Regions from separate parts of the Homo sapiens genome. Here region 2 is linked to region 1. A link is a loop called in an ENCODE intact Hi-C map of the cell type or tissue named here. Cell type or tissue: mammary epithelial cell. All regions are shown on one strand. Each heading gives the region's core, and the rest is flanking DNA. Links, peaks and the distances in the headings are about the cores only.

Region 1 (4,401 bases), core at 228-4,227:
TATACAATCACATTTAGAGATGATGAGTTCCATAATCAGAGTGTGTATGGTATTAATGGTGCAGAGAAGACACAGTTTGGCTTGGTGGAAAGAGGGGCAAGAGCCAGGGAATGCTTCTGGAAGGGACGTGGGAGTTGAGCTGGAGTTGGATTAGGGTGGGTACTCTAGGCAGAGCAAATAGCATGTGCAAAGGTACTATGGCAGGGAAACAGACTGTACTTATGTTAACTGGTATTTTGTTTGCAGTTTATTCAAAATAATGGAGAATGCTCTCCTTTAGGGGAAAAGGTCATGAAAGGGCTCCTGCCTATGTACAATGCTTACCTTAATTAATAAGCCAACACTCACGTCAATGAACTTTAGTCTAAAAGCATAATGCTTTGAAGAAAAGAAAATTTCCAAATATTTCCTGAACATTAAAGACAGGTGTTATGGCTTTGATAGTTTAGACAAAATATAGACTGCATGCATTTCAGTTCATGTTGATACAGATACTTTCAGGAATCTGAAAATATCTGTACTTTCAGGTCACAGATGTGAACAGAACACAAGATGTCTGGAAAATTCCACCATAGCACAGAGGCATAAGGAAGTATGTTGTGTGGGGGCTGACAAACATGCTCAATATTGGTGTGTCTGCAAGTCTACTAAATTTATTTCAAAGAGTTTATTCTCTTATCAAGGTTAAATGCCTTCAGCATCTTGTTCAAACTGTTTATTGCATAGCAAACATTTCTCCAGAATGGCAGAAAGATAAGGGCTTGGAGCAGTGACGGAAATCAAATGAGCTAATTTCAAACCAGTGCACTTGCATTCCGCATTAGACATTAGAGACAATTTCTTGAAAAAAAGATCTTTAAACTGTTAGCTTGATATTAATTTAAAACTACTAAATCATCAATACATTGTGCCAGTTTCCCTGCTTCCCTGCAGGACATCTACAATGATCTGCACTCCTCATGGCTGCTCACTAAGCAAACTGTCAGACTGCACTGGGTTATTGAATTGGAGTGGAAGAAGCACAGGCTGAGACTGTCGGTGAGCTGAGGGTTGCTGCTCAGGAAGGCATGGGCAGCTCGCTGACCAGGAATGCCTCTGCCTCCCCTTGCTTTGTTTGAGAACTTGGCCCTGCTCTATGGAGCAGGGCCTCCATTTTACTTGGGGTACATTTCACTTTTTCTGAAGTGTTGTGTAAAGAACAGAATTTAGGCTAGATATGAATGTATACAGATCTCATTCTTAGTTTTCACACTATCCTGGGTTATAATTCTGGATTGTATCTGTAGTACAGAAAATTTGGGTGATTTCCTATGCATTCTGTTTATGCTTTCTGGAGGTCAGAGGGCTCCAGCAGATAGAGGTTATTTCCTCAGCCTGTACTAGAGAGAGCCAGTCATCATGATATTTACAAAACACTCGCATCATCCATTCATCTCTGCATGCAAAAGATAATTATTGATCACCATGATGTGCCTGACACCATGCTGAGAGCAGCCATGCTAGCTAAAATGGCACCTCACCCATCACCAAACCGGGTCCAGAGATGGTCCTAAAATTCAGGAGCAAGTGGCAGCACTGACACTAGAAGCTGTGTCTTTTGATCCCAGACCCTGGGCTTTCTCTGCTCCCCACAGGGTTCCCTGGGAGTGGGCTGGGACTGTACCTGGCAGGCACCTGCATCTGGAAGCCATGCTTCAGTGTCTCTTGGCTGGGTATTGCCCTTCTGGAAAAATCCCTTCCACTTTCAAAGTTATTTTATTATTTACTTGCTCAAAGAGGACATGGGGTAAACAAATTCGTGGGTGGGTGCCTCATAGTATGATTTTCCACAGGGTTTGGTCCAGGAAGCAGAGTTGGCCAAATGCAATGTGGAGGTTTCAAAGATTTTTTAAAAGAGAGAAAAATTCCTTTGTGAATGATAATGAAATCCAAGCTGTCAGGCTGTGTTTGGTGTCAAACAGAGATTTGAGATGGTCCTCAGTATGAGTGTGGGCAGTGAAAAAAGGGGTGCAGTGGAGTGTCCTCTCATCCATGCTGAGAGAATATTGAAGAGGAGTCAGAAATGAGAATCAAATTATCATGACTGAAAATTTTCATACCTTATTCTGGGGAACTATATATCAAAGGGGGAGAACAAAAAAAGTCACAAAATGCATTACTAATTAGAAATTGTCTTCAAGGTTTGCTTACTGCCTGATGCATTCCAGCAAATTATTACTTTTGAACTTGTTAAATAATTATCTGCAATGGTTAATATTTGTAATATGCAAACATGCATTAGTTTTAGATATATGGCCAATGCAATGGGTTGGATTTCTGGGTAATCATCAGTTGCTTCGTCTGGATATTATCAAAACAGGTAGATGCCTTTCAGCCCTAATATAATTGACTAAATTCTAAAATCAATCTCTCAGCTTAATAACCCCAGGTCCTATGCCAATGCCCACACACAGGATGATCAATTAAGCACTATTGTGGAAAAGGCATTCAAAGGGCAGTTTGTTCCTTGCTATCATATTATGCCCCATGAAGATGGAAATAGATGATTCAGTAACGGAAAACTCAGCCAATTTACTTACCCATGGCCAAGAGACTGGCTTACTTTGACACTTCTCATAATTCTGTGGTGATTACTCAAAGGAAATGAATGACTCCAGGAAACTGAGGGATATGTCTATCTATGTGACAGTCCAGGTGGTGTCTGAACTTGTGGCAGGTTGCCCAACAGAATTTCTTATCTGAGATGTGGAAAGCCCAGCAAGAGCTGTTCACAGGAAGAGGCTCTGAGGAGGAGCTAGAATTGGAGGAAGAGTTTGGGCTCTCAAGTCAAAACCGGAAGGGAAACAGGGCCAGAAGGGGTGATGCTGGCTAATGTGGCTGCACAGAGAGTTTTGTCCTCCAGATTTCAGGTATCTGATGATACTGATGAGCTCTTTACTGGGGTGCAAGGAAGCCTTGTAAGGGAACTTCATGATCCCCCACCATGTTAGTTCAGTGAATCAAGCATCTTCCTGGTTCCCAGTTTTAGTGATAGTTCATCCTGTAGATGCAGCTATAGGAGGTGGAGTGATAGAAAGAACAGAGGCTGTGTGCAGACCAGGGAAGAGGCAGTACATTCTTCACCTGGAACACTCAAGTCCAAGCAGAGAAAAATTTTCTAACCTTTCCCAGGGGTATTTTCAGTTTATTGATCTCTCTAGAAAACTTGAAAATCCTCAAAGGAATAAAGTGTTAGTGATGGTTTCAGATACTATGAAAGATGATGGGGTAGATTTCTTTTATGAATAAAAAAATGCTGTTTTTCCTTCAGTCATTCCACAATCAAGAGCTAATTATGAAATCCCTACTATGTGCAGGCTGTGGGCCAGGCTTTAGAGATAGCTACAATGGAGCAGAAACAGATTGGTTGGAGGTGCTCCTGGATGTTACTGGCTATGTGGGGGATGCGAAGGGAGACAAGCAGACAAATGATTGTAAACTCACACCCACTACCAGGTGGCAAAGGATGACACTTCTGACTCCTAGAGTTTATTGCAGAGGTCTGACCTAAGCAGCTAAGACCTCCAGAAATTGATGATTGGGTTAAAATCAGAAGGGTAGGCACAGAGGGGAGGCGAGCACTTCAGGCAGAGGAACTGCAAGGAAGCACTTCTGGGATGGGAGGAGCTTGAGGAAGGCAAAGCTCTGAAAGTGTGTCACATGGAAAGGGCAAGAGGGAAGGTGGTGAGAAGTGCTGCTGGAGCATAAATCCTGGGACCTTGTAGATAGTGCAAAATTGTGACCGTGTCAGCTAGATAGTGCAAAATTGTGACTGTGTCAACAGAGTAAGTGGGGAAGCCGTGGAAGGCTTTTAAGGCAATGAGGAGTGATGTTTCAAAATAAAGACACTCTGACCACTATTTGGAGAATAGATTTGGTGGGACGAGTGGAAGCAGGGAGATCTGGGCCAGATGGAACAGCTCGCTTAGTAACTAACACCAGTAGGATCTGGTGATGGGCTGAGTATGGGGTAAGGAGGAAGGTGCTGTCCTCCTGTGTCTGTTAGAAGTGCCAGTATTCTCTTAGTTACCCAAATAAAACAATGTGGAGTCCTATCAGTCTCTTTCACTTTTTTTTTTTTTTGTCTTTTGAGACAGAGTCTCGTTCTGTTACCCAAGCTGAAATGCAGTGGTGGGGTCATGGCTCACTGCAGCCTCAAATTTTTGGGCTCAAGCAATTCTCTCCCTCAGCCTCTGGAGTAGCTGGAACTAAAGGCATGCATCACTATGCCTGGCTAATTTTTCTTTTGTAGAGACAGGGTCTCACTATGTTGACCAGGCTGGTCTTGAACTTCTGAGCTCAAGTGATCTTTCTGCCTTAGCCTGCCAAAGTGCTCAGATTACAGGAATGAGCCACCTTGCT
Region 2 (4,401 bases), core at 81-4,080, 130 kb after region 1:
CTTCTGCCTCTAACCAAGGAAAGTGGCTACTCCCTCTTTGAGTCACCACTTTATACATACACCAATCACGACACCAGCTGACACCTCCATTACTCCTCACATACTATGAAATTATTTACACACGTGTCTGGTCTTCCCTTGACTGTGAGTTCCTTGCCATTGAGGACTATAGCTCTATTTACTCCTATTGCATGTCCTAGCACATATTAAACACTAAAATTATTTGTTAAACATATTAATCCATCAATATCCAGACATTATCTAGATTTCCAGGTAAGGAAGTAATTGTGTTAGGATTTCCAGACTCTGGAACATATCATTTTCAACTAACACTGAGATACCTCAAGAAAAAATCTTTCATTTTTCTTTTCCTTGTCAACATTTCACCTGTCGTTTGGTATTTGATGACATGAGCTTATAATAAAACAATAAATCAATATTGTGCTTAGATAGAAAGAACACAATGCCTTCAAAAAAACAGTGCTAACTGTCAAAGTGTGATTCTATAAAATTGTTTGGGTTTTTTTTTTTTTTTTGCATTACACAGATATGAAAATAATAGCTTGAGGTCCTTTTGGCTAACATTGTGCATTTTATATTTTACTGTGAGATGTCATTTTTGTGAAGTTGATTTGTGGTTATCTACTTGGGAGTAAAAAGTCAGAAACATTGGTTACAATTCTAGGAACTATAATTATTGGTTTAACTTAATTTTTGGAATCTAGAACATATTTAAAAGTAACAGGCCAGGCGTGATGGCTCACACCTGTAATCCTAGCTCTTTGGAGGGCTGAGGTGGGCGGATCACTTGAGGTCAGAAGTTCGAAACCAGCCTGGCCAACATGGCGAAACCCCGACTCTACTAAAAATACAACAAATTTAGCCAGATGTGGTGGCAGGTGGCTGTAATCCCAGCTACTTGGGAGGCTGAGGCAGGAAAATTGCTTGAACCTGGGAGGCGGAGGTTGCAGTGAGCTGAGATCGTACCACTGCACTCCAGCCTGGACAACAGAGTGAGACTCTGTAAAACAAACAAACAAACAAACAAAAAAAGAGTAACAATACTTTTAACCATATGGCTGTTACTGAATTAGTTTCATAATGTATGGAGAATAACAACAAATACTCTTTCAAGCTAATCTACGGCCATAACTCTAAACAGCACCCTGAAGAGAATCTGGAGTTTAATTTTGACCGTCCTTGAATTGTACATGTTCAGAATGGCATGGATTAAGGACATTTGGGTGCTGATTTTTATATTGATGAAAAATTAGACTGATGTATTTGTACATATGTGTTCATGGTAAATTTCCAGTGACAAACCTGGAGATGCCTTTTGCAGATTCTAAGGGAGTGTTCTTTCTTTTGAACAAGTGCTTTATCTTGAGAAAAAAATACAAGGAGCAGGAAGGAAGAATGGACACCCACTTGGGCAGCCCAGTTAGCTGAACCAGTTGTGGAGTTTGGTGAGTTGATACATCACAGTTCAATCATGCCCAGATTCATAAGCAACTTTCACACGAGAAATCCAAAGACTACAATCCCAAAACTAGATTTTTGTGATAAATGCAGATTAGATTAGCATTATATGTTCATAGCTACTTGAAGTGCAAGGACTAGACATAAGACCTACTGAAAATGCTATTGTAGTGTGAAGAATTGGTCGGCAAGTAAAAATCAGAGTTTTATAAGTGACTGCGATTATTGTTACCTTATTATCCCAACTTTTTGCCTTTGCTACCAATTGTACTAAGTTTACATAATTCACATGGCGTTTAGATGTACAGACATTCAAATCATCTATTTCTACCTGAAAGACCAATAACTCCTCCTCTAGAAATAAAATTGCATTATATGCAAGTGAGATAAGTTGGAAATAAATCATCACCTGAGAACACTGAAGTTGGGGCGGGTTGGAGTGAGGAAGTTGCTATTTTGAGGAGTACAGGGCTGATAGCTTTAGCACTATTTGCCAAGAGAGACTGGAGCATTTCTCATAGGAATCAGAGAGCTAAATAATAATGGTTTGACTTGTTTCATGTTCTTTTTTCCCCCCACTGTCTTCTTTTTTCCTTTCTGTATCTTCCTCCTCATTCCTTATTCTCTCATCCTTCCCTTTTCATTTTCCTTCTTCTTCTTCCTCCTCCTCCTGGAGCCAGAGTTCACTTTGCCTAGAGGCACCAAGTGGGCACTGCCTTCTCCACCGATGAGTCCCCTTTGTAGAGCCAGAGTACATCCATTCAGAGTGTGAAAGTACATTCACTGTGTGTGGTTGATAGTACATTTCACTCTATTCTGGAACCTTAAAGGAAATCACAGTGAATGTAAAGATCACAGTCTCAGAGTTAGACAAATCTGGGTTCACACCTCTCTCTCCACTTAGTATTTGCCACTAGTAACCTTAGGTAAGTTGTGACTCAGCCTCGTGTGAAAGAGAACAGTGATCCATCCCTACCTGAAAAAATGATTGTGACAATTAAATACAATGATAAATTTCAGTATGTAACATAGCAATAAAGCATGTTTGATTAATACTGTTTTCTTTCTTTATGCCGTGTCACATTCAAGTATTATCTATTTCTCTGTTCCAAACACTGCAGTATGAACTAATAGCAGATCCTATTGTTAAAGAGTTTATAGTCTGGTGGGGATGGCGATGTATATACAAGTAACAATTTTGCTGATGTATACACAAGTAACAATGTTGCAAGCCACTGGGTGATATATGCTGCTGGCCTCCAGAGATGAGGGGATGGTCCAACTCTCTGTGCCTCTCCAGGTACTGCCTGCTTCAAGGAAGGATTCACAAATCTGGTTGATCAAGTTCCAAGGTCACATCAGTCAGTTTGCTGTGTGTTCAAAGGTTTTGCATATGGAGACAGAACTCTCTTTTCTTCCTTTTAGGTTGAAAACAGTGGCCCACTTTCCCTTGGGGAGTCACTCATCTTATACTTTCTTTGGCATTTGCACTTTTTTTTTTTTTTTTTTTTTTTTTTTACAGAGTTTAACTCTTGTTGCCCAGGCTGGAGTGCAATGGCACAATCTCAGCTCACCGCAACCTCCGCCTCCCGGGTTCAAGCGATTCTCCTGCCTCAGCCTCCCTAGTAGCTGGGATTATAGGCATGTGCCAGCACACCCAGCAAATTTTTGTATTGTTTAGTAGAGATGGGGTTTCTCCATGTTGGTGAGGCTGGTCTTGAACTCCCGACCTCAGGTGATCCACCCACCTTGGCCTCCCAAAGTGCTAGGATTACAGGCGTGAGCCACTGCACCTGGCCTAGCATTTGCACTTTCTTTCATTTCACTAAGCATCCCAGAGTGTGGTAAATTTCAAGTGTAAGTTTAAGGGAGAGAAAACAGACCCATTGGGTCTCTATCCCTGACCATGTCCCAGGTTCCAGTTCCCATGATTCTGCTTTCGGGAGTGCCAGCAAACTCTGGCTAGCAGAGGAGAGAGCATTCTCCTCCTTGCTCATCTCAGTGAGTCATTGTCCTGTGCCTTTATCTCCCTTGGCACCTCATGGGGCTGTGGCCAGGTGGGCAGTGTCACAGGCAGGATTGGGGTGCTCCCAGTCACCTGACCACAATACGGCCTCAACACCACCAAAATTCCAACAACACTGCTAACACATATCTTTAGAAACATACAGTCAAAGTACAGAGATATTCCCAGGAAAGGCAAATTATATCCAGCAAGGGGCATGGCAAGGGTTGAGTAGGCAGCTCAGATTGACAGGGGAAGGCAGGAACTTGGCCTGCGCTCAGGGGTCGGGGTATGAATGATCCAGTGACTCTGGTCCACACTAAATGATTGTGAAGTTTCCCCCTAGAGGAGGAATGCATGTGTAGTCCAGGTGTAGGCATGGTATCTACATTTTAGCAATAGTTACTAATGTTTTGTTCCATAGCTACTCTTTTTTGACATCCTGGAACATAAGGACTATTTTATTTACCTCTCAGAATAAAGTTTGCAGCAGTAAGGTCTATTCTTAGTGCACCTAGTTGGGACCCAAGATAATAACACCCCCCGCCACACACACACACCCAAATTTAAGTGCCTACTCTGTGTTTATTTCTGATCTTTACAACAGCCCTGGATGGTGACTATTACCTCATTTTACAGAGGAGGAGTTGAGGTTCAGAGAAGTGAAGTGGTCTGTCCAAAGGTGACAAGTTGCAGAACCATGGTTCAAACTTCAGATCTGTGGCTCCAGTGCCTTTATTATTATGGCCTCTGCTCACAACTTTGCCTACTTCAATCCATGCAAAAGGCCAGCCTGTTTTGTGATAATAATACCTGTGTCCATTGTCTGTCAATTGTTTACTCAGGCAGGCAGCAGGGCACGTGCCATTGAGTTTCCCTGTAATAGTCATGGCTGGGCTGAATGGGTACATCCTCTG

What was found. Peaks named below come from ENCODE experiments on the same cell type or tissue, not always from the same donor. Only the 100,000 strongest peaks of a DNase experiment are listed, where the experiment ranks them.
Region 2: a loop joins it to region 1, with 2.2 times the contacts of the local background. A loop is called at or near these places in 1 of 110 quality-filtered maps.

What each region holds. Positions count from the first base shown.
Region 1 is chr3:156,209,108-156,213,508 of GRCh38, forward strand. The region is part of intron 1 of KCNAB1 (potassium voltage-gated channel subfamily A regulatory beta subunit 1); the gene reads left to right. Among named protein-coding and RNA genes, the nearest start is that of KCNAB1-AS2, 17 kb to the right of the region's middle. In mammary epithelial cell, for the core only: no CTCF peak of the experiment used is centred there; a DNase peak (open chromatin) is centred at 2,684.
Region 2 is chr3:156,335,334-156,339,734 of GRCh38, forward strand. All of the region lies in intron 1 of KCNAB1 (potassium voltage-gated channel subfamily A regulatory beta subunit 1), which reads left to right. Among named protein-coding and RNA genes, the nearest start is that of KCNAB1-AS1, 110 kb to the right of the region's middle. In mammary epithelial cell, for the core only: no CTCF peak of the experiment used is centred there; no DNase peak of the experiment used is centred there.